2 separate regions of the Homo sapiens genome follow, and region 1 is linked to region 2. Evidence: read pairs that join two places in POLR2A ChIA-PET (ENCODE). Cell type or tissue: Panc1. All regions are shown on one strand. Each heading gives the region's core, and the rest is flanking DNA. Links, peaks and the distances in the headings are about the cores only.

What was found. Peaks named below come from ENCODE experiments on the same cell type or tissue, not always from the same donor. Only the 100,000 strongest peaks of a DNase experiment are listed, where the experiment ranks them.
Region 1: POLR2A ChIA-PET joins it to region 2 with 5 read pairs; 1 of 35 experiments calls an interaction of 5 or more read pairs at or near these places.

What each region holds. Positions count from the first base shown.
Region 1 is chr5:58,313,000-58,328,967 of GRCh38, forward strand. No RefSeq gene overlaps it. Among named protein-coding and RNA genes, the nearest start is that of PLK2, 140 kb to the right of the region's middle. In Panc1, for the core only: no CTCF peak of the experiment used is centred there; no DNase peak of the experiment used is centred there; H3K27ac peaks cover 1,400 bases.
Region 2 is chr5:58,143,590-58,159,557 of GRCh38, forward strand. No RefSeq gene overlaps it. Among named protein-coding and RNA genes, the nearest start is that of LINC02101, 29 kb to the left of the region's middle. In Panc1, for the core only: no CTCF peak of the experiment used is centred there; no DNase peak of the experiment used is centred there; H3K27ac peaks cover 713 bases.

The DNA.
Region 1 (15,968 bases), core at 3,610-8,609, 170 kb after region 2:
GTGGAACAGATGGTAAAAAGTACCATAGACCATTAATAACATTAGCAACAATTGATATGTGTACAGCTTTTACAGTTTATACAGAATGTTCATATTAAATTATTTTGGTTCATCATTTAAAACACTACATTAAAATGTCCAGTTTTGCTCGCTTATTTCTAAAGCAAAGATGATGATCTTGTGCCAAGTTTGTGCCTTTAAGTGTCAATGCATGTCTTAGAAGAATACATTAGTGGAGCAATCACGCCACGATTGCATAATAACAAAAAGTATCTGTGACAGATTAAATTATCAAACTCAATCAAAGCAAATACAGTCACTGTTCAAAACCATTGCTTATTATTAAAAAGAAAAATCTATAAAAATTGTAACTTTTGTTGAAAAAAAACTACTCAGAAATATGTGTGTGTACACAAAACTAGGCAATTCATGCACCAGGTATGTATTGAGTGCCTACCATTGAAAAGACACTCTGTCAGGTATTATGGGAAATACAGAACTGGAAATAGGCCACACAATGCCTGCAACATGAAAGATTCTCAATAAATGTTGAACAACTGTCTACAGGAAAAAAGTACTTCTCAATGAGCATTCTCTTTAGAAGGATGAAAACCAAAAGTTGATATAATACAAGGAAAAAGTATATAAATGTTGAGTAGAGCCGAATAGTGCCATGGGAGAAGAGAAAAAGAATAATAGCAAGAGCTATAATAGATAATATTTATGGGATGGTTGCCATAGTTCTAAGACTGTGCTCTTCAATATCTTATCCATTATCCACATGTGGCTATTGAACACTTAAAATGTAGTCATTCTAAATTGAGTTTTACTGTAAACAGAAAATGCCCATCAGGTTTCAAATACCTAATATGAAAAAATAATGTAAACTATTTTATTAGTAATTTTTGTATCGATTAAATGTTACATTGATAATATATTAGTAAATATTATTAAAATTATTTCAACCTGGTTTTCATATCTTTTAAGTTGAGCTACAAAAAAATTAAAATTACATATATGGCTCACACGTGTGGTTAGCATTACAATTTTTTTTGGAGAGCACTATGTATCTAAGAGCTTTAGCAACATGCTATCTCATTTAATCTTCCAAATCATCCTAAGAAATCAGTAACCATATTTGATACAAAGCATATTTTAAACAAGCTGACTAGAATTACACCAATGAGTAAAAGGACTTGCTCTACAACCAGTTCTATGGTAACTAGAGGAAAGCTACATGATGGACGATGATGATTACTCAGTTACCAGGTAGACTCAGTTAAATATCTTTCCTTAGCCAAACTGTATATGACTATAAAGGTGCCCATTTTAAACTCAGTAATTTTTACATATCATAATGATGAGAATTTCTAAGGGAAAGAGTAAAAGAATTTTATGTGTCTTATTTGAGAAGCTAAGCTTCTATCTTCTTGGACATTTCTATTGCCATTTTTCAACATAATGCCATTTGAAGACTGCATAACCAGCTCTTCCCAACTCTCCAACTGCAAATGGTAAGACTGTATGACTGAATGTGGCTCAATATTCTCCTTTACTATGAATGAGTACAAAGAGGGTGCTTCTCAGCCTTTGAACTTCTGGAAGCCACTAAATTTAAGCAATTTGGATTTCTCACAAAGAGGAAATCTTAGTGTAAGTTTCAACATACTTCCACCTCCAGGTGATTTGCAAACACCAACACAAAAGGCTCATGCCCATGATGGCAAATAATGGAACTTTGATGTGAAGCCAGTTACACTGTGAGCCTGATATTGCTTAATTGCGTGATACACACACTTAGAAACTGGCCAAAGGAAGCTCAGAGCACCTATTCAACTGAATGCCATAAATCAAATTCTAGAGAGTAAGCGTAAACATGAGTCATAAAAAGACTTGGCCTATTTTCACACCCTGAGCATGGAAAGAGAGAAATGACATTTTGTCTGGATTAATGCGATATCAGTTATAGAGAATTGTTCATCTAAAATGTTTCCAGTTCTGCCTCATTGCTGGAAGGCAGAGCATGGATGATTTATCTGAGTGGAACAGAGTCTGAGCTGTGCCTCAAATGTCTGGGCTGTGTTATCTGAAAATAAGGGAGAAAAAAAGATCCTCTGCAGCACTCGTTAAGTGTCTCTGTAGTAGCAGACAAGCTGCTTACTCATTTTAGGCAAAAAGAGGGTGACAATTTGAGATTACTTACAAAATGGGTTATCTGAGGCCATATTAGAGGTGATCTACCTCTGATACTCTCTCTCTCTTTTTGTTTTTTTGAGGCAGAATCTCACTCTGTCACCCAGATGGGAGTGCAGTGCCGCAATCTCGGCTCAATACAACTTCTGCTTTTTGGGTTCAAGCGATTATCCCACCTTAGCCTCCCAAGTAGCTGGGACTACAGGCATCCACCACCACACCCAGCTAATTTTTGTATTTTTAGTAGAGGTGGTGTTTCACCATGTTGCCCAGGCTGGTCTCAAACTCTTGGGCTCAACTGAACCACCCACCTCGGCCTCCCAAAGTGCTGGGATTACAGGTGTGAGCCGCTGCGCCTGGCCAATGCGCTCTATATTTTAGAGTCTGAAGTGTCCTCCAAGTGGTCTCTTCAAGTGCCATATGAAGGCAAACAGTTCTCATAAAATTATCCATTTCAGGCAAATCCTTTATATAAAATTCTCAATTCTTAAATTTCAGTAAATCAAAAGTTAAAAGGAAACTAATTACCTGCCATTATTTACATGTTGTACAGATCCACCTCAGTTATTATTCAACTTAGTTAGTACTTAGTTACCACCTTAGTTACTATTCACTCTAGTTATAACAACTATTGGTATTATTTTGGATAGTAAACTTTCTGAGAACACTGAAAATTTAATTTAATTCCATCGGTATTCAGAATGTAAATAATAGCCAAAATAAGGTGCACCTGGTTGGAAGGAACACTATAGAGATTCTCTGCTCCAGAAATCTGTGACTAGCAACAAAACCTATTTGAGAATATTCTTTTATGATAATGACTAAAGCTAAAGTAAACATTTCAAACTTGTTGCAAAAATTTAATACCTGGGAATTTAGCCTAGAGATATTGCATGTATCTGAAATGCCATATGTTTGAGGATATTTACTCTAGCACTGTGTATAATAGCAAAAGTCAGAGAAAAATATTCTAAATGTCTATCAGTAAGTGCCTAGTAAAAGAAATTATTATACAGATATAAAATGGGATACTATGCAGTTATTTTATAGTTTTTTTTTTAACTTTTAAGTTCAGGGGTACATGTAGAGCTTTTTTATGTAGGTAAACTCATGTCACTGGGTTTGTTGTACAGATTATTTTGTCACCCGGGTACTAAGCCTAATACCCAATAGTTATTTTTTTGCTCCTCTCCCTGGAGCCCCCACCCTCCACCCTCAAGTAGGCCCCAGTGTCTGTTGTTATATAATCATTTTTAAAAAGAGAAAGCTCTATATGTACTAAAATGGGATTACATTCCTAATAAATATCAATTATTTTAAGAAAGCAAATGGCAGAATATTTAATGTATACTTCCATTTACATTAAAAAATGTATATGTTTATGTAAGTATAGTTAATCTGTGGAGAGATTCTGCAACTAATAGTATTTGCTTATAAGATGGGTTGCTCATTGGCTGGAGTAGGGGGCAGGGTGGTTTTTTTTCTCTTCAAATTATTTGTACCTTTTGGATTTTATAACATGTATTTATATTACCTATTCAAAAAGTTAGATGAAATTTCATAAAATGATTTAGGAACCTCCAAATCATTTTATAAAGATTGTGCTTTAAGGAGAGAGGTGATGGGGAAAATAAATAAAGGAAATATCTTTCAAAAAAAAACTGTCAAAATAGTTTTTCATAAACAAAGATTCCAGAAAAATTGTCTTACTTCCACGAGTGCAATCATGAATAAATTGCACCAAGCATGGGGGGTGCTTAAGCAGTACAACTTGGAAATAAATAACATATTTACTTGAAGGCACAGGAAAAAAAAAAACATGATGTGTCCAGTTGAACAGATTCTCTCCATTGTCTATATCGCATCACGTATTCTGGGCAGAACTGTCCGCAAGGAAATCCCTCTAACGGAGCAAACACTACTCTGGGAACACACGCAGGAAATGGGAGTGATAAATCAGAAAGGCAAAGGGAACATGATGGATGCTGGAAGCAGCTAGAGGAAGGCAGGAGGATATCAAAGTGTTCAAAGGAGAACCAGAAAAACAAGACCATGTGGATGACATCAGTGGGAAGAAAATAACTTGGGACACACCAACAAAAGACACTCAAAGATGATTTGACAGCTTGGCAGTGCTATGAATAGGGTAGCAAGCTCTCCATATTTATTTGCTGGAAGATCTGCTGTTATGGCACATAGCAGTGCGTTCGAGGACAAATGCTTCCCTCCATACAAACTTTAAATGTTAATCTCTCCGTTGGAAAATATTTACTGAGCATCTGATTTGTAAGGTACTGTGGGTGATACCAAAATATATAAGATAAAGATCTGCCATCTAGGAGCTTACAGTCTACTTTCAAATAGAAAACCCTTGGGTAAAAGCTTAAATTTAAAATTATTTTTCAAATATTAATCCTTTCTCCCTAGAACTCTTCTCTCAGGATCTAGGCCTACAAAAATTTCTACTGAACACTGTTTTCAGTTCCTTTCAACTAATTATTCCGCTGAGCCTTAACAAGTAAATTATTAACAATCTAAGTTTTCATAAAGATTAAATCTACTTTTTTCCATTATTCAAAACATTTGGTCTTTGTACCTAAGATGTCATAAGTTTATAGACAGTAATATCTCAGAGGGTCTGGGATCATGAAAATATTAGGTTGAGAAACTTTCTATTCCAAGGAAATATATCTGAAAACTATTGTCTGTTTAGTCAAAATAGCTTTCCTTAAACCTAATCAAAATTCTTCCTACTGCAATTCTGACTCATTTATTAGGCCTCCACATAATTTAGCTCATCCTTTCATCAAAAGTATTCTTAACACAAAATGCAATCAAACTCTTAATCTAAATAAAACAAAGAGCACCAATTCCCTAAACATCTATCTACCATATGTCTCCAATTGTTTTATAAGATGTGTAACTTGAGTAGGGTTGTCAGGCAAGTATTAAATTTGAAATTCAAGTTAAATTTAAAATCCAGATAAACAACAACTAATTTTTTAGTATAAATTTGTTTCAAGTACTATCTGGGACAAATATTGCATGGGATATACATATACTACAAAGTATTCATTTATACTAAAAAAGTATTTATTAATTCTCTGAAATTAAAATTCAACTTGGTGTCCTATATTTTTATTTATTGAATGTGGCAAGCCTGAACTTGAGTAATTACTTTCAAAAAATTAATTATAAAATGGGATGAAAACCCTTTTATTGTTTAATAAAAAGAATGAGTATTACTTAATGTTTACCACATTTAAGATCTTAGATTACAAACCACTTATTCAGCAGCTCACCAGATGAGAAGTAAAGATGACTATTTCTGAAATGTGTGGAGGCTTTTCACTTGTTTGGCTATCCAGAATCAAGAGGCGGAATACCCTCTGGATGGAAACTTGGTGTAAGTCACTGACTACTAAGAGGCTTTCAAAACAATTCACTGATTTATGTTCCTTTTTAGCATGTGGGGTGATGGATGCTTTCCTAGTCATCTAATGCATTGATATCATGGAGTATTGTTAAATGTCTGACAGACTACCTAACTTAGAAGGAAACACTTATCAGATACTTAGTGACTCACTTTCATTCCATACTGAGTGGTGATCCCAATATACTTGTAAGTATACTATTCCACACTACCAAAAGACTTATTTCCAGAGGTTCATGAGATAAACAGTGGGAAAAAAATACGTTTAAAAGTAGAGACTTGAGAGTGAGATGAAATATGAACTATACTTTAAGACATACCCACAGAGAGTAGAAAATTGAGAGTAATGAATAAAACCCATAAAGAGATGTGTTTAAGAGGAAAATGATCTGAGGGAAGAAAAATACAATCAGAAAGTTACTATAAAACATTTTAAGGGATATGAGGATTATTAGATGCTAGAAGCAAGCATGTCTCATAATAAAATAAAAAGCAACAAACACATATTCAGCACTGTTAATACAGTGGGATAGAGCAGGTTTAAAAAGACAGGAGATGTAGATTTGCCACTGTTCATTCATTCATTCATCCATCCATTCATTTAGTCATTCACTCGGTAGATACTTGTTGAGCATTTATTGGGTGAACACATTTTTTCAGGTCCAGAGGATAGAGCTGTGTATAAGTTCCACAAGTTCTGATCTATGGAACTTACGGTCTATTTAGAAAACTTAAAAATAAATTCACTAAAAAGAAACCATGGGTTTTCCAATCTGGCATGTAAGGAGCTTGGAGACATCACTGCATCCAAAGAACATTAAAAAGTTGAACAAACTAAAAAATAACCAACGCTTCTTCGATTCACAAGAGAAATGAGGTCACAGGGAAAACCACTGCCTAAAAAATTAAAGAGATAGGCAAATACAGAGAATCACACTTTATGAGAGCAGAAACTCACTAGAAGAAACCTCTGCAGGAACTAGAGTCAGGAGAGGAAAAACTAAACTGTAATTGAAAAATTGCTGGAATTGCTTGCCATCTATATACCATCTCTGGTGTGGCATATGTTCAGGTCTTTAGCTCATTTCTTAATCAGATTGTTTTCTTATTGTTGACTTTTAAGAGCTCTTTGTATATTTGGGATAACAGTCCTTTATTAGATGTGTGTGTGCTTTTTTTTTTTTTGCAAATATATTTGCGTTATCTGTGGGTTATATCCTCATTCTCTTGACAGTATCTTTCACAGGGAAGAGATTTTCAGCTTTAACAAATTTCAGCTTATCAATGATTTCATTCATGGATTGTGCCTATGGTGCTCTCTCTAAAATGTCATCCCATCCCAAGGTCACCTAGGTTTTCTCCCATGTTATCTTCTGGCAGATTTATAGTTTAGTGTTTTACATTTACAAAATTAGAAATCAAAAATGTTTACCTCGCAACACCCTTTACTGATGAAACTAAAAACTAGTCAATGATGCAATGATCATCACACTGAGCTAAGCTCCCATTCTGGAGAGCTGTTTTGTTTATTTCCCTTCATTATTTGATGTTGAAATAGTTTTTTAAAGGCTCATCTAGATTTTATCCAGGGAACACAGATCAATAAATGGAAGATGTAGGAATTTTTCAGAAAGAGTGAAAGAAAATGGGAAACATTAAATAATTAACAAAAAATGGTCCTGTTTCAATAGGTAGTTTGAAATAAAAGTTGAGTTTTTTACATCTAAAAAAATGTACATTATTTGGATCAGATGCAAATCCAGAAATGTACAATTTTGTTTACTTACTCTTTAAAGCAGAAAGATTATTTTCTAGAATTTTACATTATCTTCAAAAGAATAATGATAACAAAGACACAGGGATATGTTTTGTTTTGTTCTGTTTTCTTTGTTTGCCGCAAGAATATTGACAGAGAGACTGCAAATTGATGGATGAGACTTTAAGACTCTTACTTAATTTATACATTTTCCTCTGTGTCTTTATTTTTTTGAGTGAGTTAAACATCTACATCTCATTAGAACACACTTGATTTTAAAAGGGAGTGTCAGTTTTTAAGCAAATAATTTTAAATATGAAAGCAATTAATGTTTTAAAGTTGTAATTACCTCGGAGTAATGCAAATAATCCCAGGATTGTACTTGAAGCCTAAAAGTGGCAAGCCACTGATGTTCTCTTTCCTGCCCTGTAAGTTGCAAATGCTACCCTTGAGATACACACAAATAGTTCGGTTATGCTCTTAAAGAGACTAACTGGTTAAGAGGAAAACCCAGAACCCCTTTAGTTCTAGTTACATTTCAACCATGGCTCTCCCACATAGTGGAACTCCATGACACCATGACAGCACCTACCTGGTGGGTGGAAGAGTGGCAATGACGCTAAGCAGTTCAAAAGGCAGCATGTGCTCCAAGTTTCCTCCAAATAACACTTAACAAAAAAGCTCAGCGGACTTCCTGTCCCACACAGGAAGCTGGAATGTGTTAGCAAGAAAAAGAGTGTTTCGGAGAAAGCAACATGGATCCTATTTATTCTTCCATGGCAAAATATGCTTGCAAATGGGCTTTTCTGAGATACAATGATAGAAATATATCTCTTAGATGGTTCTCTTCCTTCTCAGAAACATTTTTAGATAAATCAAAATTTCACAGTCACAGAGGATTTTTTAAATTAATTGGACTTTTTTTCCAGTTATAAAAGTAAAACCTAGAGAAATTTTCTTGCTGACCTAGAATAGTCACCTGCCATGTTGTGAGTCTGTCTGTGAAAAGGCCACGTATCAAGGAACTGCAGGTGGCCTCTAAAAGCTTAGAATGCTCCCAGACAACAGCCTGCAAGAAAACAGGAATCTTTGTCCTACACCTACAAAGACTCAACTTTGTCAACAACCACATGAGCCTGAAAGAAGAGCCCAATCTCCAGAAAAGATCACAGCTCAGCAGACACCTTGATTGTAGAACACCTAGCTAACCTCTGCCCAGACTCCTGACCCATGGAGATAATAAATGTATTTTGTTTCAAGCTGCTAAGGAAAAAAGTAGTGTTAGTTTATGAAAACAGTACAGAAAAGCATAGGTACAAAAATTATCCTTACCACATCCCACACTGTTAGGTGACCACTCTAAAAGCTGTGTGTGTGTGTGTGTCTGTGTGTGTCTGTGTGTGTCTGTGTGTGTGTGTGTGTGTAGGGGATGTATATGCATGTGTCTTCGGTAAAGGCTCACCTCTTCTAATTTAGTAAGGAGTGCAATTCAAAGGGCAGGAATGAGAACAAGAGAGGTGAATCCAAAAAGGAGTGATTTCTGACCCAGGGAATATCAGGTTGGGGACAGCTTGATGATACTAATTGCTTCATCTCTCAAGGATCTAAAAAAAGAAGTCATATAAGCTGTACCTTGGGACATCCATCCAGCAGTGGCTAGAGCAAGAGGTGAGTGAGGTTGAGATGATCTGAAGTGTCTGAGATGATAAGATATGTCTGATGCAAGATCCTTCTTGATATTATTTATAAATTTTAATATATACACTATCCCACAACTTACTTTTTAAATGTACTATTATTTACATTAGATAACTTTTCTTATCTGCATACAGATCTTTCTTATCCCATAGGCTACATAGTAAAGAAAGAAATTTTAGGTTAGAAGATAAATTTGAAGATTATATTATATTTTACTTTTCTTCTTTCTTTGCTTTTTTTGACAAATAATGACACTTTAAGTCATTTAGGGAAAGGTTAAAAGAACAGAGCTTGATCATTTCGCTTAAAGCTAGGGAAGTTTGACATGTCACTGAACTTTTAATATTTACTCGACAGTTTTGCATCTAATTATTAAAAATATGCTCAGCTCTGTTTGGCACATGTTTCTAATTTACCAGTATTTTATTTTGTGTATTCCTAGGGAAAGAAATTCTACTTCTTTTAAATCAGAGAAGCATGGCTGTGATCACCCTTGTGAAGTTAAGACAGGATACTTTAAAACAGTATTTAAAAATGAATACCTAACATTCCACCAATGTTGCCCTCAACTCTTTGCTGGCCAGTTTGTCTCATTAGTCATATTCTTCCCTGGAAACAGGAAAGGAGGGCAGAAGGAAAGAAGGAAGAGTTGGAGGATACCGACTGATAAGAAGGAAGAGAGGGAGGGAGGAAGTTTGTTTTCGTGACCATTATTAGATTAGTCTAGTTTTACAAATGGCCCGACTTAGTTTAGCCTTTCACTTGAATGGGATATTCAAACTAACCTTGTGCTCCCATCTAAAGGGTCAGTCTAATTCACATGAGAAAACACTCTGGGTTTGCCAGCTACTTGGTTAGCAACACTACCCTGTGTGCTTATATAGATAAAGGTCTACTCCAAGGAAAACTGGAACTGCTTTGAGTCTTTGGGAGGACTCTAAAACAGCCCCACGGTCATTTGACACATTTGGAATTTTAACAAAGAAAAGTTGAAAGCAAAGCAAAAGGAAAAGAAGTTTTCCAGGCAGACAGCAAAATGGGCAAGAGATTAAACCCTTTTCTGACCTCTCCCTAAAAGATTCTGATTCTACCAGGCGGTGGTAAACAAGGAAACTGTACAGCTTTAATTTTATGAACACTCCTAAGCAGTGGAACAAAGCACGAATCTCTGAACATCATGTTTCCTTTGATCCTCACCAATGAGCAGAAACTTCTTAGCAAGTATGTTAAAATCCAGGTGAGCACTGTGACCTTTCATGGGAGTTTTTCAATACACTAACCATTTCTGCAAGGATGATTGCCATTGCACGTCAAGTGTTACAACTTTGAAGCAAGTGAGTTTAAAGAAAAACTAAGAAAAAAAATCGAAGACAAAAGGTTGATGAGGCAGGGAAGGGGTTAAATTTCCTGGACTAGAAATAATTTTTTCCATCAGAAAATATTTAGAGGTAAGGAAGGGGTTACCCATACCTTTGTCTTCTTAGCTCCTTTTTGTAAGTTCGTTCCTTTTCACAGGTAAACGTCTAGAAACAAGATGTTATTTACTTCGTAGGAATGTGTTCCCAATGTCGGATTCAGCTGTGGCTTCTCTTTAAGACAAATAGGGCTAAATGAAGAGCAACATATTCAGTGTTATGCATGCCAGGTATATGCAGTATATAAAAAGGAAGATAAAATACAAATGCTTGCTTTTATTATTCTAAATTACAGTCAGATGATTGGTTAAATCACAGTAGCTTGAGACCTGAACTGTGGTGAAACTGTCAAAAAAGGCAACTATGCTCTTTATTGTGTTATTCAAAAATATTTTAAAATGTATTTGATGTCTGTATTCTAGGTATATAAAAGGCGTTTCAGAATTTTTGCTGTTAGATATTAAGATAAAGAAAAGGGAGAAATGTGCATTGTTTTGACTGTAAATAATGAGAAAATAGTCTAAAAAGGCCTGTCTCTCAGAAACAAAGTGAAGAAAACTGCATCTGAATGAAAGAGGTAGGAAAATGCAATCAGCAAGTTTGCCAAACAGGAGGAAACATCCCATTTGTCTAACTACTTAATTTTCTTCAGGTTTCTTCTATCTTCTATCTTCTAACACACACACCATATATGTATATATGTTTGTGTATCTCTCTCTCTATATATATGTGTGTATATATGTATAGTATGTGTATGCGTGTGTGTATGTGTGTATGTGCATGTGTGTGTGTGTGTGTGTGTGTGTGTGTAATATGGTGGAAAGCATGGCTTAAATCCCAACTCACATACTTAGGAGCTTTGCAACAGTATTTCTAACAATATTCCACGCACATCTCCTCTCAGTTTTCTGCTTCCTAACCTGTAGAATGGTAAAAATAGTCTTTCACCTTTATTTTAGAGGGCTATTCTGGGCATTAGACAAGATAACATAAAATATAATGTGAAAAGTTTGGTTCCAAAGTCACATTTTGGGAACTTGATTCCAGCCTCTCTACTTACTGCTGTGTAACATGAACAATTGACTTATTCTTTCTGTGTCTCAGTCTCCTCATCAGTAAAATGAGATAGTAACAGTGGCCCTTCATAAGGTTCTCAGTGAATTTAACTTGTTTAACAGTCATCCATATTTCAGAGAATTCCTGGGCACAGAAGGAACTCAGTAACTTAGTTGTCTACCTTTACTGCCAGCACCACTGTCGCCATTACACAAAAGTACCTAGCAGCATACCTGGTATGAAGTAGGTAAGCACTGAATATTTGTGGAAAAACCCAAGCGATCTTACATTTGGGTTTTTATTTTAATGGGATATGCCTTTCTTATTCTTTGTCATGAATCAATTATATATTATGGAAGGCAATAGTCATGCTATTTTCCTCCAGTAAAATAATTCTATAACCCTTCATATCTGCTCTTTTGGCCATATATTCTCAGTATTACGTAAGCCAAGACAGCAGGTTGAAGCAAAAATAAATTTGGTAAAACTATTAAACTACATCATCCAAATCAGTGGAGATAAATGAAAAAAAAATTCCTCTATGTCTCCTCCCTAGTGTAGAGTTTTTATTGATTTCTCATTTCTTAACTTATATGAAGCCTTGACTTTTCTGTTTTTTCTTCTCTATTAAATTAAGTATGTTACAAATTCTGTTAAAGACAAGCCATCTGGAAAAAGGGAAAGGCTACTGGCAGTAAAGTCTTAAAAACCTTTTGTCCCTCGTTCAGATTCAGACAAAACTAACATCCCAGGACCTACCTATGTTTCTGTTGGGGAGCTAGGCAATTTAATTTAAATTATCTTTTTAAATGATATAACATCTTGCATATTTAACAAAGAAAGCAAGTGACTTGCCTAGGATTACCTTTTTGGTTACTTAGGGTAATTAGCAAAGTTAAGACAAGAACTTCATCTTCTGTGGTAAATTTCTGTCTTTCCTCTACTCCATTAGGCTCACTTATAAAGTAGAGAAAAATATACCTGCTCTATGAGGCCTTGGGGTTGTCGTGAGAGTTTTATTATTATTATTAATTAGTAATATTAATCAACATAATAAAAAGATATTAATTACTGCAAGACACTATAAACAAATGGAGTAATAATATCAAAATGAATTCCAAAGACCTATAAACATTTTTGTCTTTATTGAAAACTTCTTACAATTATTGAGAAAAAGATGGTAAATGAGGTTTGAAAGTAATCTTTAACGTGGATATTATTATTAAATCAATATATTTTAACTACGAAATCTGTGAATACATATTGACATAGAAATGATTTTATTCTCTAGAACCATGCAGATGGTATATTTTCCTTGCATCACATTCTGCAAGAATATTTCAGATGGTATGTTTTCTTTGCCTTTGAAGAATTAGCTTCTGTTTTTATAATATTAGTAAAGCTGTACTACAAGAGATTATAAAGAGAGGGGAAAATTTATTATAAAGAGAGGGGAAAATTTTATAGCTCTCTATAAAAAGTGAACCCATTTATCTTCCAAGTCATAATGAGCTAGTTTAAGAAAGGCCTTTGAACTTACCTCTGGCAAGTGGAAACATTAACAAGCTGGTTTTGAGAAGAAGCTTTTGAACTCCTGGCAAGTGGAAACATCAGTCCTGACATATCATCAGGAAAGCTCAGGTCAAAAGTGCAGCAGCAGGAAAGTATTTCCACCCATGTTTCAGAAATATCAACATATCTGCATGAGCTATCATGTTCATGAATATTTCTGTCAATTTTCGAGGAGCCTTCATATCCAAAAATGGTCAAAGATTATATCAGTATGGCTCAGGGCAATATTTTTCAAACTGCAGATTGCAACCCATTGGCAGTCATGAAAGCAATTTAGTGGGTCTTACCCAGCATTTTAAAATAATGACATAGAATAGAATAAATAAAAAATATTAGCAGAAACCCAGTAGTAAGGATAAATATTGTTTGTAAGACTTCTGCTTCGGGTGTATGTTTTTTCTGTGTTTTATTATAAAATGCACTTCTTACTGTGAGCTGTAATCACAAAAGCAGAAAAGCACTGGTCTGGTAATATGAATTCTGATGTGTTTGGACAAAGATGGGGAGACAAAGGGCTTTGGATCTAAAGTCTGAACCGGAGAAACTGCAGAATTATATTGCTTCTAACACATTCTACTTCAAAGAAGGATAACACGTAAGGGAAAAGATGGCGATAAGGATTAGTTACCCTGTGTAATTTTCTTAGGTAAATTCTAGGAGCTATGAAATCATTTCTTCAATTTTCAACTTTAGCAACAAATTAATATTTTCTCCTTTAAAAGGGCAGTGGTGGTTTAGAAATCAGAATAAGACACCTGTATCTACCTGCCACATTTTCTTTTGCCTTCAGAAACTGCTGCAGGAGATCCTGTACTTTGTTGTCCATAGAGAATTGCATTGTTTTGCAGTTTATACAGTACTTTAAGCCTCCAGAAGAATTCCATGAAAGATATCAACACTTACCTTTACTTTAATTACTTCTCATCCATTCACGTAATGGGAGTCACTTGACATTAATGCTAGCTAATAGCTTCAAACAATTGCACTTGAGGTGGAGGAAAGCTTGAAATAGCTTAAAGAAAGTCAAATTAAGATAACTACAGTCAACTCATTCAGTTCACGTGAGTTTGCTTGTAAACTTCTCTAGAGGGAACAGGTGTTGGCTGGCTGATGACAACTATCCTTTACAGTATTTTATTAAATACTATAAAATATGCACGGATTAATTTGTACACAGTTGACATGGGGCAATTTTAATATTTGTTCAAACATGATTCAAATACCTAAAAAGAAAATATTATTCTGGAAGAGCACTGTCCAAAAATCTTTCTGTGGTAATGGAAAGCTCTGTATCTGTATTGTCCAAATGGTAGCCAGTAGCCACATATGGCTTGTGAGTAGGTGAAATGTGACGGGTATGACTAAGAAACTGAAGTTTCAGTTTTATTTAATTTTAATACAAATTTAAATAGCTACATATGGCTAGTGCTAACATACTGGAAAGCACAGTTCTGGAGTCTTTCACTTTCATGCTAACTCAAAACACATGAAAATTGTTCTTTTTTTATTAATGTCTCAAAAATGAAATTATTCATTTATGACAGGGTGACTTGACTCCATCTTATTATTCACTCTTTTCAAGTCATCCCCCCTACTTGAATTTCTTAGTGGTGTCTTACACGTAGTAAGTACTCAATAAACATTAGCCACTACTCTTGTTACTGCTATTATTACTTATACAGAACCTACCTTTTCCCCTAAATTAATCCTCAAAACTTCCATTTATCAGGATGTATTGAGGATCTGTTTTGATGAATTCAGACATATAGGCATTATTAGGGGAAATGTTTTTCAAACTGCAGATTTATAGCCATTAGTGTTTCATAAAAACAATTTAGCATATAAGCATTGTTATATTAATTATGTTTTTGCCAATAACACTTATAATTAAAACTTGTTTTACTAAATATTTTTAAGGTAATCTATGGTAGGTGCTAGGTGGATAAATTGTTTCTAATTTCCTTGGGCAAATCCTTTCACCTCCTTGGACCCAAGTGTATTCATTTATTAAGTGGAAAATGGACTAGACCAAGTATCACAGATGTAATGCCTACAGGATTCTGGCAGTCGCTCAAAAAATAAAGCAGGCTAAGTATAAGACTGTAAGGTATTAGTATAGTTTGAATGTTTGTGTCACTCTAAAACTCATGTTAGAACTTAAACCCTAAAGTGATGGTATTAAGAGGTGGGGCCTCTTGGGGGGGTGATTAAGTCATGAGAGCTCTGCCCTGATGAGTGGATTAATACCCTTACAAATAGGCTACTGAAAGTGTTCAGCGTTTTTTGCCCTTTTCATCACTTCTGCCACAGAGGGACATAGTGTTTGTCCCCTCAGGATTACACACTGTTCAAAGCACCATCTTGGAACCTTAGACTTCCAGCCGCCAGCACTGTGAGAAATATATTTCCATTGCTTATAAATTACCCAGTCTCTCATATTTGTTATGGCAGCACAAATGAAGATAGGTATGGAGGAATATGTATCAAACTGGAGAATTCATGTCCCACCTAAAAAAGAATAATGCCACTCAGTTTCAGCCAAATTTTGACCCTGGGTTCATAAATGCTTTAGTTTTTCAAGATAAGCCAAAAATTTAGATGATTCCTGAAGCTAAATTCACTAAAAATTAATGTGAGTAGAGTGAATTTTTAGGTATGGGTAAATTATATTTCAATAAAGCTATAAAAACATAATGTATGATCCTAAGAATCAGCAACTTCTAGACTATTTGATCTTTAAAATTCTTTCTAGTTCTGCTACTCTGGCCTTTCTGACACCTCTTCATGCGTATTTTTTGAACATTTTAGAAGTGTTTGTATCTGAGAAAGAAGTATGCTTCAAGGA
Region 2 (15,968 bases), core at 7,413-12,412:
TTCAATGTATCTCCTTTTCTGTTGTCTATGATTAGGAATTTTCTTAGTTTTTAAGAGTCAGAACTCAGTTTTGGGAGAGATTGGGAATTAAATAAATGAGAAATGATTTACTAGGGTCACTTGCAATGGATCACCTTTCCATAGTCTTCAAAATCACTGGTCATGTCTACTAAGAATCAAATGCAGCCTATAGACTTTCATTGCGGCCTAGATTTAGCTCCTTCTCCCCTGCTGAACTCCTTTCAATTTCCCCACTTGAAGTCATTGGTCTCATCTCTTCAACCTGATTTTTTTTTTCTGCTCAATCAGGTGCTGAATAGCTGTCTAGAAAGCCATTATCAGAGGCTTTCTCCCTCCTGCCAAGAAAAGCCTTCAATAGCAAAAAGTTCACATTGCTTCAGATTGCATGCATGCGTGACATCCATAAATCATATAGAAATAATTTGGAAACATGGCTGAGAGATGGTGCAGTGGTGGTACAACACCTTTATGAAGACTATAACATGACCACCCAAGAAAGTTATTTATTCTTGTTACTACAACTACAAGATAATATTTTTTCTGGCTTTTACAAAGTGTATCAGATGACAGGAGGAAGCCTAAGTAAAATGCTGATAACAACTGCTACACTTTTTCTCTAGCATTTATTTACTAAATCATAGATGTTCAAAATAAAAAGGATCTTGAAGGCTCGATTTGCGCATCTCCTTGTCTTAAGCATTTGTCTCCCTTAAAATAATTCCACGACCTCTTTCATTTATCTATGTCAGTATTTATTACAGGGATTACTATCACTTTTCATTAAGAAATGTCAGTCACTATTCTAAATATACTTTAAACAGTAAACACTGCATTTCCTTTCTACTCCAACCTATAAAAAAACCAGAATCTCAGTTTGTTTGGTTTTGTTACTGTGGACTTATCAGAAGATGATAGCATCTGTTATTGTCCTGGAGCAAAAATTTAATACTACACTGTCTGCAGGGCTTGACACCAATCGGAAAATTACTTTGGAGAAAATGTGAAGTAGGAGGAACATTTAGTTTTTTCTTCTTTATTTAGTTGTTTTCTTCTTTTCTTCTTTATTTAGTTTATTCAGTTAGTTATTTTCTTCTTTATGTAGTTTTTTTCTTCATGCATTGATCAGAACATTCTGTTCATTATTATTATTATTATTTGTTTATTTATTTATTTTGAGATGGAGTCTCACTCTGTTGCTCAGGCTGGAGTGCAGTGGTGTGATCTCAGCTCGCTGCAACCTCCGCCTCCCAGGTTCAAGCAATTCTCCTGCCTCAGCCTCCCAAGTAGCTGGGATTACAGGCATGCGCCACTATGGCCAGCTAATTTTTGTGTTTTTAGTTAGAGATGAGGCTTTGCCATGTTGGCCAGGCAAAGACTCAAGCAATCCACCCACCTCAGTCTCCCAAAGTTCTGGGATTACAGGTGTGAGCCACTGCCCCTGGACCCTTATTATTATTTTTAATTGGGGTAGTTGTAGCTGTTCTAGCCTGTTCTGGGTTCCTCCAATATTAAGGCTTTTGATGCCCATTACTGGCAGATGGTACTGTTTCTATCAAAATAATGAGCATCAGCTACTTGGGGATGCCTCTTTAAATTACTCCTTTGTACTTATTTCATGGAAGGTAGATCTAAAAGGGGCTTTTTTTTTTAAGCACACGACCAGGTTTTATGTCTTACTAAATTGAGTATATTATCTGACAACAAATGTAAAATTAATTAAGCTGTGCTTAACATGATCCTATTCCCTTCATCTGTACAGTGAAAAGGCTGGCATAGAAGCTGTCTGAATCTATGAAATCAAAAAAGGATCAAAGTAGAGACACAAATTCCTCTGAACTTGAAATTGAAATGAGTGTGTTGCCAGCATCTATTCATCCGCCTAAAACCAAGTAAATCATTTCAGAAGAAGTTTTCAGCAGTCTATCAAAGTGACAAGAGTGGTGAGGTAGTAAAGTAGAAACGCATTGACAACTTTATTCCTATTGACTGGATAAATAATCTTCATGACTCAAAGTGATGAAACGCATCAGAAATAGAAGCAAAATGTTCACGTTTCAGTCCGTGAGTAGGGCTTGAATCCCACAGGAGGAATTAAGAAAAAGAAGCGAACACTCGGAGGATAACATCGCAATATTACTTAGCCATTATTCTTTACAGTGTTAGGCCCCTTCCAGAGATGTTTGACTGATTTGTTGCTTGTCCACGTAGATGCGTGAATACACTAAATAGTCATCAAATATGGGTCAAGTAGTGTGCTGGTTGTTTTACGTATGTTCTCCTTTAATTTACCCAACAATATTGTGACATATCATCATTATTTTAAGAATGAGAAAGCTTAAAGTTAATAGAGATTAAAAAATAATTTTCCAACTCTCTATAATGAGCAGGTAGTAAGATCAGAATTCATATCTTCATCTGTCAAAACCAAAGCCCATATTCTAAATCACTTACAGTGAGTAAAAGGGGCTTCTTAAAACTTTATATGTAAGAATGTAATCTTAAATGAGAAAACAAACTAGCTTTTAAACTATGTGCTGTGACTTTTCTGACACAATGTGTTTATAATTTTTTTCCACTTGACAAAAAAAGAACCACATATTAGACTAATTGTGCTTAGGGTACAGAATATGAGCATGTTTTGACTTAAAATGTAAAATAAATAATGAACTAATAGTAGACACCCCAACCTGATCATAGAAAACTTTTGTTTTTAATTTCTCTTGGTAGTCAGTCTTTGTGAATGTGGATTTAAGCCACCAAATCCTTTACTATGTATTACTAAAACATAAGGCAAGGAGAAAGCATTCCCATTTCTGATGTAGCAGCCTCGGATAAAAGAGGCTAGTGAGAGGCCTTAATGTGAGTGTTCCATAATCTTTTGTGCCATGAATCCCTCTGTAGTCTGAAGAAGCTTTGGAACTCTTCTCAGAATGATGTTTTTAAATGAATAAAATAATATACATAGAATTCCCAAGGAAACCAATTGTATTGAAATGTAGTCATCAAGAGTTTATTTTAATGTAATACAGTAATATATGACCTTCTCTATTAATGTGTTAAGTAACAACATCTGTGGTAGGTATAATAACTGTTTGCATTTGAAGTAGGGGTGAATGCAAAATGTATTGCAAGATCTGCAATAAGTGTAATGAGATATGAAAAAAATATGTGATTTCTCTTGGTGAGAAAGTTGCATGTACTGCTAGTAACCATGTGACATGGTACCTACCTTCATATTTGGAGGTAATGAGAATTTTGTTCTTAGAGTTCAATAAAAATGAATATGTACTTTTTTCCTGCCCAAGTTCACCCAGGGGTTTAAAGGATTTTGTATTAGAACGTCTTTTCTAAAGAATAAGAGCTGGAGGTAACAGGGAGAAGGACCGTAGAAATTTGAGACCTGGTCAGAGACTGGGGCTACTGTGACACATATTTTGCTTGTGCAATTGCTTTTGAAAGTTACTGTATTTTGGGGGAAAAGAATAAAAGGTGTTTAGAAGAAAATGCTTGGCTACTTTGATATTTTAATATTTTCCCTATAACAACAAAAAAATTAGGCCATTCTCCCTTTAAGTGCTTGATATGCACAATACCAAAACTGGTATTGTAAAACTGGCAGAGATTTACAAGAAATTTTCTATCCCACTGGCCAAAAAATAATCCTAGCAATATGGTGTAACCGGTATAAAAGAAGAATAGATGAGTCAAAAATAAAAATAAATAAGTGAGTAAATAAGTGGGAGAGAGGGAAAAACTCTGCATTACATAAAATGCCAACTAATAACGTAGGAAGAAAGAATGATACAGTTAAAAAACCACCACTTTGCAATCAACGTATTAATAATTGATTCATGCAAGAATCATCAGTGGATGAATAGAAAAGAAAATCTTTACTGTCTCATAAATTACTTATCAATTACAAAGAGTTAAAGATAGTAACTTTATCATATTAAAATTTGAAGGATGCCACCATAGCCAACATCACCAATAATGGAACAAACTGATATTGTACACCTCGTAATGTGATACAATTAGGACTAATTGTAAAACATCATAAAGATCCAAATTGAGGGGCATTTATACAAACAACTGGTCTTTACTTTTGTTTTTCTTCTTTCCCTCTTCCTTCCCTCTTTTTTCCACCCTCAATGTTGAATCCTAAGATGAGAGTTACTTTCTTCAAAGCAAATTAAAAGTAGTATGCCATTTCCATCTGACTCTTATTTTATACACTAAACAAGACTAGTATGATTTGAAACAAAGAAACTTCTTTGTATGAGAAACAGCGCTTGGAAATTTAAAAATGAAAGCTGAGATTTAAACATATAATAAACATCTGGACTATCTGTGTCAAAAAGCTTCTGCTGCTGTATGAGTTTTCCATCACTAAAACAAATTACCAAAATTTGGTGGCTTAAAACAACCCAGACATATTATTTTACAGTTCCGAAGGTCAGCTGTCCAACAGGGGTCTCACTGGGCTAAAATCAAGATGTTGTCAGTCATTTCTGGAGGCTGTGAGGGAGAATCAGTTTCCTTGCCTTATCAAGCTTCTAGAGACCATCCTATGGCTCATGACCCCTTTCTTCCACCTTCAAAGTCAGCCAGAGTCTCTTCTCAGGTTGTCATTGCTCTTGTTCTCCCTATTCTGTCTCCCTCTTCCACACTGAAGAACACTTGGGATGCTATTGGGCCCACCTAAGTAATCCAGTATAATCCCTCTATTTTAAGGTCAGTGGATTAGCAAATTCAATTCCATCCATAATCTTCCATTTTAAAGCATACTACTGGCAATATTGGAGGGTGTTGCCTCTAGAAGTATAATAGAATCCAAACAATTAGGAGTGGTCACTAGGAGACTAAGCCTGGATGCCTCTTCAGTGGATGCCTCTCCTGTGGAGCTCCTTGGATTTCATTAATCACACAATGAAGTAAGACATTGAAATGAGATCCATTGAATGGAATATCACAACAGGTCTTGCTGCCAACTTTGAATGTTTTCACCAACTGTAGTTATTTTGCCCAATTGGAATGTCAACTCTTTTAACCTCCCCCATTGGAATTCTATGTATCCTTCCAGGCTCAACACTGGTCCCTTTTTATCATAAAACCTTTTTTAGTATTTTAACCCCAAGAGGTTCTCCCTTTTCCAAACTCCTATCAGATGTATGGTACATATTTTATAATTTTGTTTCCAATTAGATACTGCATTCTATTGCTTACTATTGTCTCATCATCATTGTCATCATCATTGCTCTCATTTACTGAGCCCTCACGATGGGTCAGTTTCTGCACTCAGTGTCTGATGAGGATTATCTGACTTAATTCTCATAAATGCCTCTCAGGGTAGTTATCGTTATCTTTAACTTGCAGAAGATGAAATGTAGACTCAGAAGATAAAATCTGGGGCCCAAGTTCAAACAGCCAGAAAGTGGAGAAATACATATTATTTGAACCCAAATTCGTCTGACATGAGTTTAGTGCTTCAGATGATAGCTGCTTTATTCTTAGATTATAAGCTCCTCCACGATGGGACTCCCTTATAATTTTTCTGAAACTCCCACAGCACCTGGGACAGACTTAGGTATACTGCAGGAGCCCCATAATAGCACTGAATTTGACACAAATGTGAACTTGAAGCAGAAGGGTGCTATATGCAATGTAAGTTGCCCCAGCTTTGGTTCATTGTATGAGTGAAGCATTTGCACAGCAAGTTGAGGAATCTGTTTCAAAAAGTTTTATTCTGTGCCTGTAAGGATGCCCAGTAGGTTAGGAAAATTTTGGGAATTCCCTTCACTGGTTTTGGAAAGATGACTATGGTAACTTGGGTCAGCGAGTCATCTAGCTGAGACAGTGTAGCCAGGAGAATACCAATGCCTCCAACCATAGCATTTACATTGTTTCAACACCCAACCAGTTGCCACTAAAATAATTCCAAATAATTCCACTCAAAGGAGTGGTCGTGGTTATGTCCAAATCTCTGTGGGCCTGCTCCCTGCTCTCAGCCAGCCCTTTGGGGAAACTGAAGTGCCACTTCACAGAGCCCCGCCCTGGTATGAAATTCCAGAGCACTTACACTTGTGTTTAATGATAATAATTAAGGTTTATAAGAGCTCTTCAGTGCAGACAGATGATGTATTTTATTACTGATGCAGTAGCATATCATTTCTTAGACCAGAACATCTCCTAGTGTAAAGTATTCCAAATCTGTGCCTTGCGCAGAAGTGCACGGATGTACCCAAACATAATATTTTTCATACACTCAGGTGCTTTGTGTTCAGCAGTTTCTGGCGGACAGATTAAAAAGACCTCCTGGAATCTGTGTGAACTGCAGAGGAGGAGCTGACTCATGGGGCTGTCCCCTAGGTACTACTGCTTTAGGTGAATCGGACCAGCTAAGGCTTGGAAAAGCAGATAATGTGATGTGATATGGGGAAGAGGGAAGTAGCCCTTGACCAAAAGCAGGCCCTTGGGCCAAGATAAGTCTTGCAGAAAACCCCATACAACAAGGGGAGGCACCTGGGAATATTTCCTGGCCCTGCATATACATCCTGCTTTGTTTCTAAACACGGTTCCTGGCACAGAATAGGTGTTTGCAGGTTGGATAAAGATGCGTTTCAGCTCACTGGCATTGAATTCTCATTTAGAATGAGCCTTAGCTGGGGCCAGAATTAAGCAGGATTATAAACTTCACAAAACCTTTGGAATAGTTCTTATTAAACCCTAGACTTTGCCCCGACTACTTTGTTCTCATCCAGCTCCTCATCCAACTCTCTAGGACTTGATGCAGTTCTCTCACGTGGCAGAATCCACCACTTTGGCCTCCAGACTGCTGTCTCCCAGAGCCCTCCCTGGGTGATACTTGTTGCGTTTTCCCATGTCCCATGTCCTCTGCATCCTGCTCTAGCTAGACCACCAGGCTGACATCAGAGCTTCCCAACCCACATGCCTCTGCACAGCATTACAAACATGAAGGGTGATCTGAAATGGTCATCTCTCGGCTTTAGGGACAGGCAGGGCCCAGAATATGAAAGCCATTCTTTCCTATATCCCCATCCCATTCAGCTTCTAGCCACACACAGCTTGGTCGATTGGGCCCAGTAAGTCATATAACTAATATCATTTTCTGAGTGCTATGAGTGAAAAGATTTCAAAGACCCTGGTAATTGCTGTCAATATCATCAAGGAATGCAAATGGCTATCCACAGTGGTTTTTAATCACTGGTGTGTATCAAATTTACTGAATGATTTTTTTTTTAAATGTGATGATGACTTTTCCCTTGCACCTGAAATTCTGATTTAGCTAATGTGGGAACTGAGAAATGGATTTGAACGAACTCTCCAAGCAATGTTTATGCACACTGTATTTGTCAAGATAGACTAGGCATTTGTAGCAAATAATATTCAAATCTGGAGGTTTTATATCTTGCTCATGGTGCATGTGTTTCCAACAATATTCTGTATCTGTACTGGATGAGGGGTGGAGGGAATCACTCAAAGTATGCAGATGGCCTGGGGCTCCATCATCTTACAACACTTTCCTCCAGCAAGTGCCTGCAGACCTGGCAAAGGCAAGGGGAGAAAGAACTGGAGATTTGTAGTTGGAGTTTTAATTGACTAGAACTGGTCACATGGCCCTGCTCAGGGGCCAGGGCTGAGATGTGTGGGAGCAGATGGAGATTCAGTGCGCAATGCCTCCAGAAACACCACTGGCAGGGCATTTACTTTCCCCAGCAAGAGAATCTCGTTCTGATAGGGGATCCTGGAGACAATTCCATAACTCCAAATGCCAACTTCTTGATCAAGAGGAGTAATGGAGGGCTAAGGGGGGATACAAAATGGAGAGTGCCTTTCTGGGTCATTCAAACTGTATCACTTGGTATCTTCCACTGCTCAAGGCTGAATATGCCCACCTGCAGAAATGATATGTAAACATTAAAACATTTGTAGTGTTTTAGTTGGTAGTTATTTAAAAGAATAATTTTATATTATTAATAAAACATATTAAATTTATTTAAAAATTTATTTAAGATGTATACAATTTATTTAAAATAAAATTAAAATACAATCAGAAACTTACTATTTAACGAACCAATTGGACCATCTAGTCCAGGGGTTGGCAAAGTTTTTCTCTAAAGGTCCAGATTATAAGTATTTTGGTCATTAACAAAAAACAACCATGGATGATATATAAATAATTAAGTATGGTTGTGTCTTCATAACATTTTATTAAGGGACACTGAAATTTGAATTTTATACAGTTTTCCTATGTCATGAAATATTAATTTTTTGATTTTTTTCAACCATTTAAAATGTGAAAGTCATTCTTACCTTGCAGGGATACTAAAACAGGCACCAGGCTGACTTTGACCCTTTAGTCTGCTGAGCCCTCATCTTGTCAAATCCCCTCCTAATACAGATGAAGAAACTGAGGTTCATGGAAGTGAACTGACTTTTTCAAAACCACAGAGAAAGTAAGAAGGGTAGAGTCCTTCTAGGATTTTCCCCACTATTCCTCACTGTATTTCTTCTCCAAGCATGAATATGAGCTAAGAGAAAGAGATGTTTCCTCTATGGAACCTAGACATATTAGGAAATGAGGTGTGGGGAGTAAGAGGAGAGTCCGGGCTGAGATGGAGGTTACAGTATAGGCAGCCCGCATACCACCCTCCTCGCTTAAATCAGGAAGAATTAGATAACCTGGATAGACCAATAACAAGCAGTGAGATTGAAATGGTAATTTTAAAATTACCAAAAAAAAAAAAAAAAGTCCAGGACTAGACGGATTCACAGCAGAATTCTACCAGACATTCAAAGAAGAATTTGTACCAACCTTTTAACACTATTTCCACAAGATAGAGGAAGAGGGAATCCTCCCTAATTCATTCTATGAAGCCAGCATCATCCTAACACCAAAACCAGGAAAGGACATAAAAAAAAAAAAAGAAAACTACAGACTGATATCCCTAATGAACATAGATGCTAAAATCCTTAACAGAATACTAGCTAACTGAATCCAACAACATATCAAAAAGATAATCCACCATGATCACGTGGGTTTTATACCAGGGATGCAGGGATGGTTTAACATACGCAAGTCAATAAATGTGATACACCACATAAATAGAATTAAAAACAAAAATTACGGCCGGGTGCGGTGGCTCACGCCTATAATCCCAGCACTTTGGGAGGCCGATACAGGCGGATCACGAGGTCAGGAGATCGAGACCATCTTGGGTAACACGGTGAAACCCCGTCTCTACTAAAAATACAAAAAATTAGCCAGGCATGGCGGCAGGCACCTGTAGTCCCAGCTACTCGGGAGACTGAGGCAGGAGAATGGCGTGAACCCGGGAGGCGGAGCTTGCAGTGAGCCGAGATCGTGCCACTGCACTCCAGCCTGGGCGACAGAACAAGACTCCATCTCAAATAAATAAATAAATAAAAGTAAATAAATAAATTACCCTGATCATCTCAATAGATGAAGAAAAAGCATTCAACAAAATCCAGCATCCCCTTATGATTAAAACTCTCAGCAAAATTGGCATTCAAGGGACATACCTCGATGTAATAAAAGCCATCTATGACAAACCCAGAGTCAACATAATACTGAATGGCGAAAAGTTGAAAGCATTCCCTCTGAGAACTGGAACAAGACAAGGGTGCCCACTCTCACCACTCTTCTTCAACGTAGTACTGGAAGTCCCAGCCAGAGCAATAGAACAAGAGAAAGAAATAAAGAGCATCCAGATTGGTAAACAGGAAGTGAAACTGTCACTGTTTGCTGATGATATGAACGTTTACCTCGAAAACCCTAAAGACTCCTCCAGAAAGCTCCTAGAACTGATAAGAGAATTCAGCAAAGTTTCCGGATACAAGATTAATGTACACAAATCAGTAGCTCTTTTATATGTCAACAGTGACTAAGCGATGAATCAAATCAAGAACTCAGCCCCTTTTACGTTAGCTGCAAAAAAAAAAAAAAAAAGGAATATACTTACCCAAGGAGGCGAAAGACCTCTACAAGAAAACTACAAAACACTGCTGAAAGAAATCATAGACACAAACAAATGGAAACACATCCCATGCTCATGGATGAGTAGAATCAATATTGTGAAAATGACCATACTGCCAAAAGCAGTCTGCAAATTCAATGCAATCCCATCAAAATACCACCATCATTCTTCACAGAATTAGAAAAAAAATTCTAAAATTTATATGGAACCAAAAAAGAGCCTGCATAGCCAAAGCAAGACTAAGCAAAAAGAACAAATCTGGAGGCATCATACTACCTGACTTCAAACTATACTATAAGGCCATAGTCACCAAAACAGCATGGTACTTGTATAAAGATAGGCACATAGACCAGTGAAACAGAATAGAAAACCCAGAAATAAGCCCAAATACTTACAGCCAACTGATCTTTGACAAAGCAAACAAAAACATAAAGTGGGAAAAGGACACCCTTTTCAACAAATGGTGCTGGGATAATTGGCTAGCCACATGTAGGAGAATAAAACTGGATCCACACCTCTCACCTTATACAAAAATCAACTCAAGATGGATTAAGCACTTAAATCTAAGACCTAAAACTATAAAAATCTAGAAGATAACATTAGGATAACCCTTCTAGACATTGGCTTAGGAAAGGATTTCATGACCAAAAACCCAAAAGCAAATGCAATAAAAAACACATAAATGGCTGGGACTTAGTTAAACTAAAGAGCTTTTGCATGGCAAAAGGAACTGTCAGCAGAGTAAACAGACAACCCACAGAGTGGGAGAAAATCTTCACAATCTATACATCTGACAGAGGACTAATATTCAGAATCTACAATGAACTTAAACAAGTCAGTAAGAAAAAGGCAAATAATCCCATCAAAAAGTGGGCTAATAATATGAATAGACAATTCTCAAAAGAAGATATACAAATGGCCAACAAACATATGAAAAAATGCTCAATATCACTAATGATCAGGGAAATGCAAATCAAAACCACAATGTGGTACCACCTTACTCCTACAAGAATGGCCATAATCAAAAAATAAAAAACTAGATGTTGGCATGGATGCGGTGATCAGGGAACACTTCTATACTGCTGGTGGGAATGTAAACTAGTACAGCCACTATGGAAAATGGTGCAGAAATTCTTTGAAAAACTAAAAGTGGAACTACCATTTGATCCAGCAATCCCGCTACTGGGTATCTACCCAGAGGAAAAGAAGTCATATGAAAAGGATACTTGCACACGCATGTTTATAGCAGCACAATTTGTAATTGCAAAATTGTGGAACCAATCCAAATACCCATATGGAACCAAAAAAGATTATCCACCATCAATCAATGAGTGGATAAAGAAACTGTGAGATATATATTTATGATGGAATACTACTCAGCAATAAAAATGAATGAATTAATAGCATTTGCAGCGACCTAGATGAGATTGGAGGCTATTATTCTAAGTGAAGTAACTCAGGAATGGAAAACCAAACAATATATATTCTCACTGATACGTAGGAGCTAAGATATGAGGGTGCAAAGGCATAAAAATGATACAATGGACTTTGGGGACTTGGGGGGAAGTGTGGGAGGAGGGCGAGGGATAAAAGACTACAAATATAGTGCAGTGTATACTGCTCAGGTGATGAGTGTACCAAAATCTCACAAATCACCGCTAAAGAGCTTACTTATATAACCAAACACCACCTGCACCCCAATAACCTATGGAAAAATAGAAAAATTAAAAAAAATTTAAAGTGTCACGTGGCTATTCTATTACCTGCACTAGTGAATTAAAGGTTTTTTTTTTTTTTAATTTGGGAATTAAGAACCCTAACATACTGGAAAACTATAACTTTCAAATTTGGAAGAGATATTAGAAGTTATCAAACCTAATTTCCAGATGAGAAGAACTAGTTCCTAAATGGATTTTAATCAAGACAGAGCTACAGCTAAAACCCAACCCAATTAAGGTCAGTGGTCTTTCTGCTACATTTCCTCCCATTATCCTTGAGACTTTCCTGGCATGGTTTATAAGGTCTCAATAAAGGACATTCATTATCTTTCACTTTTGAGAAAACAGTACTTTTCTGCATAGCAAAGTCATCTACTCAGCTCGTGTAGTTCTCCACATCCTTATGGAGCTGCTTCTAACGCACTTAGAGGGCCTGATAATGCAGCAAGAGATGCTTGGTATCCATTGCCCAGCAGTAGCTAACATAATTCCTGGCAGTAGTAGGTCCTCAATAAGTGGCTGACAATAGATAAAATATGTAAATTTATGTGAGCTCCATGAACTATTTTCATGCATATTCATTAGGATAAGTTTGTCTGAACTAGCAAACTGAACTAAAGTTTCCATGGTAATCTTTTTTGCACTTTCCAGCTATAACATATTGGGGGATTTTGTTTTTAATCCTTCAACAACTCTCCAAAGTTTAATATGCTATAATCTCTTTTGGGATCCAGGCTGTTTTATTTGTCTCTTCAGATCTAGAACAGAACCTGGTACTTAATATATCCAAATTGAATGAATGAACTGTCCTTCATCTTCCCCTCTCCATCTTCCACATCCTTGCCTTTCCTTTCTTCTCCACACACTTCCAGGGGCCCTCATTTGCTCCTTGTAGAGCTTGTACATGTCACAAAGCTGAGGACTCCCACAGTGTTTGTACATATATACAGGGCCCTGCATGCCACATGATAATTCAGACAGAGGACACGGAATCTGTGTCAGTGCAGCTAGCGCTAGTGCTGCGTTCAAAATGAGTCCTTGTAATTCTGCCCATAGCAAAAAGTGATGCAGCTGATATCAGCTGTGGCTCTGAGATCCTATGTTGGCCGCCCCTCTGTTCTCCCTCCTCCTCATCAGCCTCCTCTTCATTTTATTCCTATGTCACTGCTGGTGCATGCATGCGTCATTGGCAACCTCTCGCTGTGGCTGGAACATCGCTTCATCTATGAATAGATTTTAACAGCCTCCTTCAAGCTTCCTCTCAGGGCTGAGTTGACTCAGCCACGCTGGGAGTAGGGAATGCTTTGACTGACAGCTAGCTTTACCATCCTAAGGTGCCATGGTGTGGATATAAAAAGAGAGGTGCAAGAGGACCTAAGGATGTGGCTTAAAGGAAGCCCTCCTGAAAAAATAAATCCATCATGGCAAACTAAGAGAAGTAAAAAAGGAAGACAGGCAGTAGCTGGAGAGCTATAGTAGGTTGTTATGGATGAAGTGATAGTTTGGGATATGAAATTAGTGATTTAAAAAAAAGACATCTCTCAGATTTGGCTTTGATCTGAAGATTAAAAAGAAATTGCTTCTCTTGAGAAAGGATATTTAAGGAGCCAATTTGCAAGTAGCCAAGCTGGAGGAAAGAGGATTTCCAGAAGCAAATCCAGGTCATCTGTTTAGAATTGATGGGTGCTTATTGTCTCTCACACTGAATTCACAGCTACTGCCTTTAATTAGTAACAGGAACACAGTCATAGCAGCCGCCAGCTGCAAAACCTGCCTCTGTGGGCTTTCAGAGACAAGAGGGACCATTTCTGGCTCAGGCAGACACAGCTGCTTCACGCACCCGGAATGTGTGGGAAAAACCCGGCTTGAGCCTTATGTAGGATAAAACAAGCCAAAGAGGTTTTTCCAGATAGAGGTAACCTCATGGCTGCTTATTAATAGGACAATGGATTCACCCTATAGAAATGTTTGGTGGTGTCTGCTTAATTGTTCTCAGGCAGTTATTACTGCAATTAGGGACCTGTGACATTGCAAAACCTCGTCTAGACTAGTACGTATTAAAAAGAACCTGTTTTTGATTGCTTTTTGTTGGAGAGAGCAGATAAACAGTTTGCCTTGGAGTCTCACGCATGTGTGTACTCAGTCTCTCTCTCTCTCTCTGAACTACAGCTTTTGTGGCTTTTCATGCAAGTGAAGTATTTTGAGGGGCACAACCAGCATGCAAATACATGCTTCCTTCAACTCACTCACCCTTAACTCCAACATGCAACATCTGTCTTAGCTGATATTCCTGTAAGCAATGACTATTAAGATTTCGGTTTTTTTTTTTAATCTGGAGGCTTTGACATTACCTGGAAACAAGCTACAATGAGAGGAGCAGCTTCAGAAAGAGAAGGGAAGACACTCATTCCCAAAATACCACGACCTCCAGGAAACTTTATAATTAGAGCTTCAATCCTCTTGAAATCCTCTCTGCCTCAGATTCTATGAATCCGCACTGCCGGAGTATTCTTCTATCACTCACAGCAAGCCTTCTTTTTCTCTTCATCATCATCTACAACCAGGTGTATCCTTAATGCCTCCATCTTTCCAAAGTCAGTGTTAGGTGGAGAATTACAATTCACCTCCTTTACCCCATGCTGAATTTTTTCTTCTTTGAGAGAATACAGCATTTTACCTCTCTGCCATTCATTTGTGTCCTTAACTAAGTGAATCCTTGGGTTGTTACTTAACAGTGTGATCGGTGTACATTATCTTCTCAATGACATGCTAAGTCCTTGGGCACAGTGTCATAATCAGGAGTGTCTGGCAGCAACAACAGATTCTGATACAGGAGGCCTTTAAGAAATATTGGTAGTTTGAGAATGCTTTTTAATTTTTTATTTAGCAGTTTTTGATTTATGAAAAATTGAGCAGAAAGTACAGAGTTCCCATATACTCCACCCCAACTCACCAGTCCGCTCCTCCCAGCTTCCCCTATTACTGACATCTTGCATTAGTGAGGTATGTTTGTTGCATTTGATAAGCCTATATTGATGCATTATTATTAAGTCCATATTTTATGTTGTTTTCACCTTTGCTGGGGTACATTCTATGGGTTTTGAAAACATGTAATATCATGTATCCACCATCACAGTATCATACAGAATAGTTTCATTGCTCCAGATCCCCAGAGCTCCACCTGTTTATGTCCCCCAACACACACACATATACACCAAACCACTGGCAACTACTTATAGTTTTACTGTATCTATAGTTTTGTTTTTCCCAGAATGTCATGTGGTTAGAATCACATAGTATGTAGACTTTTCAGGTTGGCTTCTTTCACTTAGCAATGTTCATTTAAGCTTCTCCCATGTCTTTGTGGCTTGACAACTCATCTCTTTTTATTGCTGAATAATATTCCATTGTCTGAATTACTACAGTTTATCTATTCACCTATTAGAGGACATTTTGGTTGCTTCCTTATTTTGGCAATTATGAATAAAGCTACTATAAACATCCATATGCAAGTTTTTGTGTGGACATAAGTTTTCAACTCATTTGGATAGATACCAAAAAGTGCAACTGCTGGATCATATGGTATGTTCAGTTTTTTAAGAAGCTATCAAACTGTCTTCCAAAGTGGCTATACCATTTTGCATTCCCAACAGCAGTGAGTGAGAATTCCAGTTGCTTTGATGATTTCTTGAGCCTGGGTTTTGGGAAGTGGAAAATATAAAGAAGATACATTTGTGGGGTGGGATTAATTCAGAGCCATACACCCCTACCCTTGGACTGTCCTGCAGTAAACAGTGAAGGGTGGTGGACAGTGAGTGGATATAGAAAAAGCAAACCTTGGTGATATCTCCACCCTGCTACTTCTCAGCTATGTGGTCAAAATAAGTTACTTAGTCAATCTGAGCTTGGTTTTCTCTTATTTAAAAATGGAGACAATAGTACTAACTTCCTCAGACTCTAGTAACTACTACATAAGATAATGCACTAGCATAATCTTGAACACATAATGGATACTCAATAAGAGTGTTTCCATTTGAACAATAGGAACTAAGCTAATTTTCACCAGAATTTTTGTGATAATATGATAACCTGCATCCACTCCCTCTACTCCAGGTTCCTTTATTATTATTGTAAAGTCCTGTGACTAAAACAAGAAAATGACCTCAGAATTCTTAATGAGAGCAGAATTTCCTAGTTGCTATTTCCACCTGGT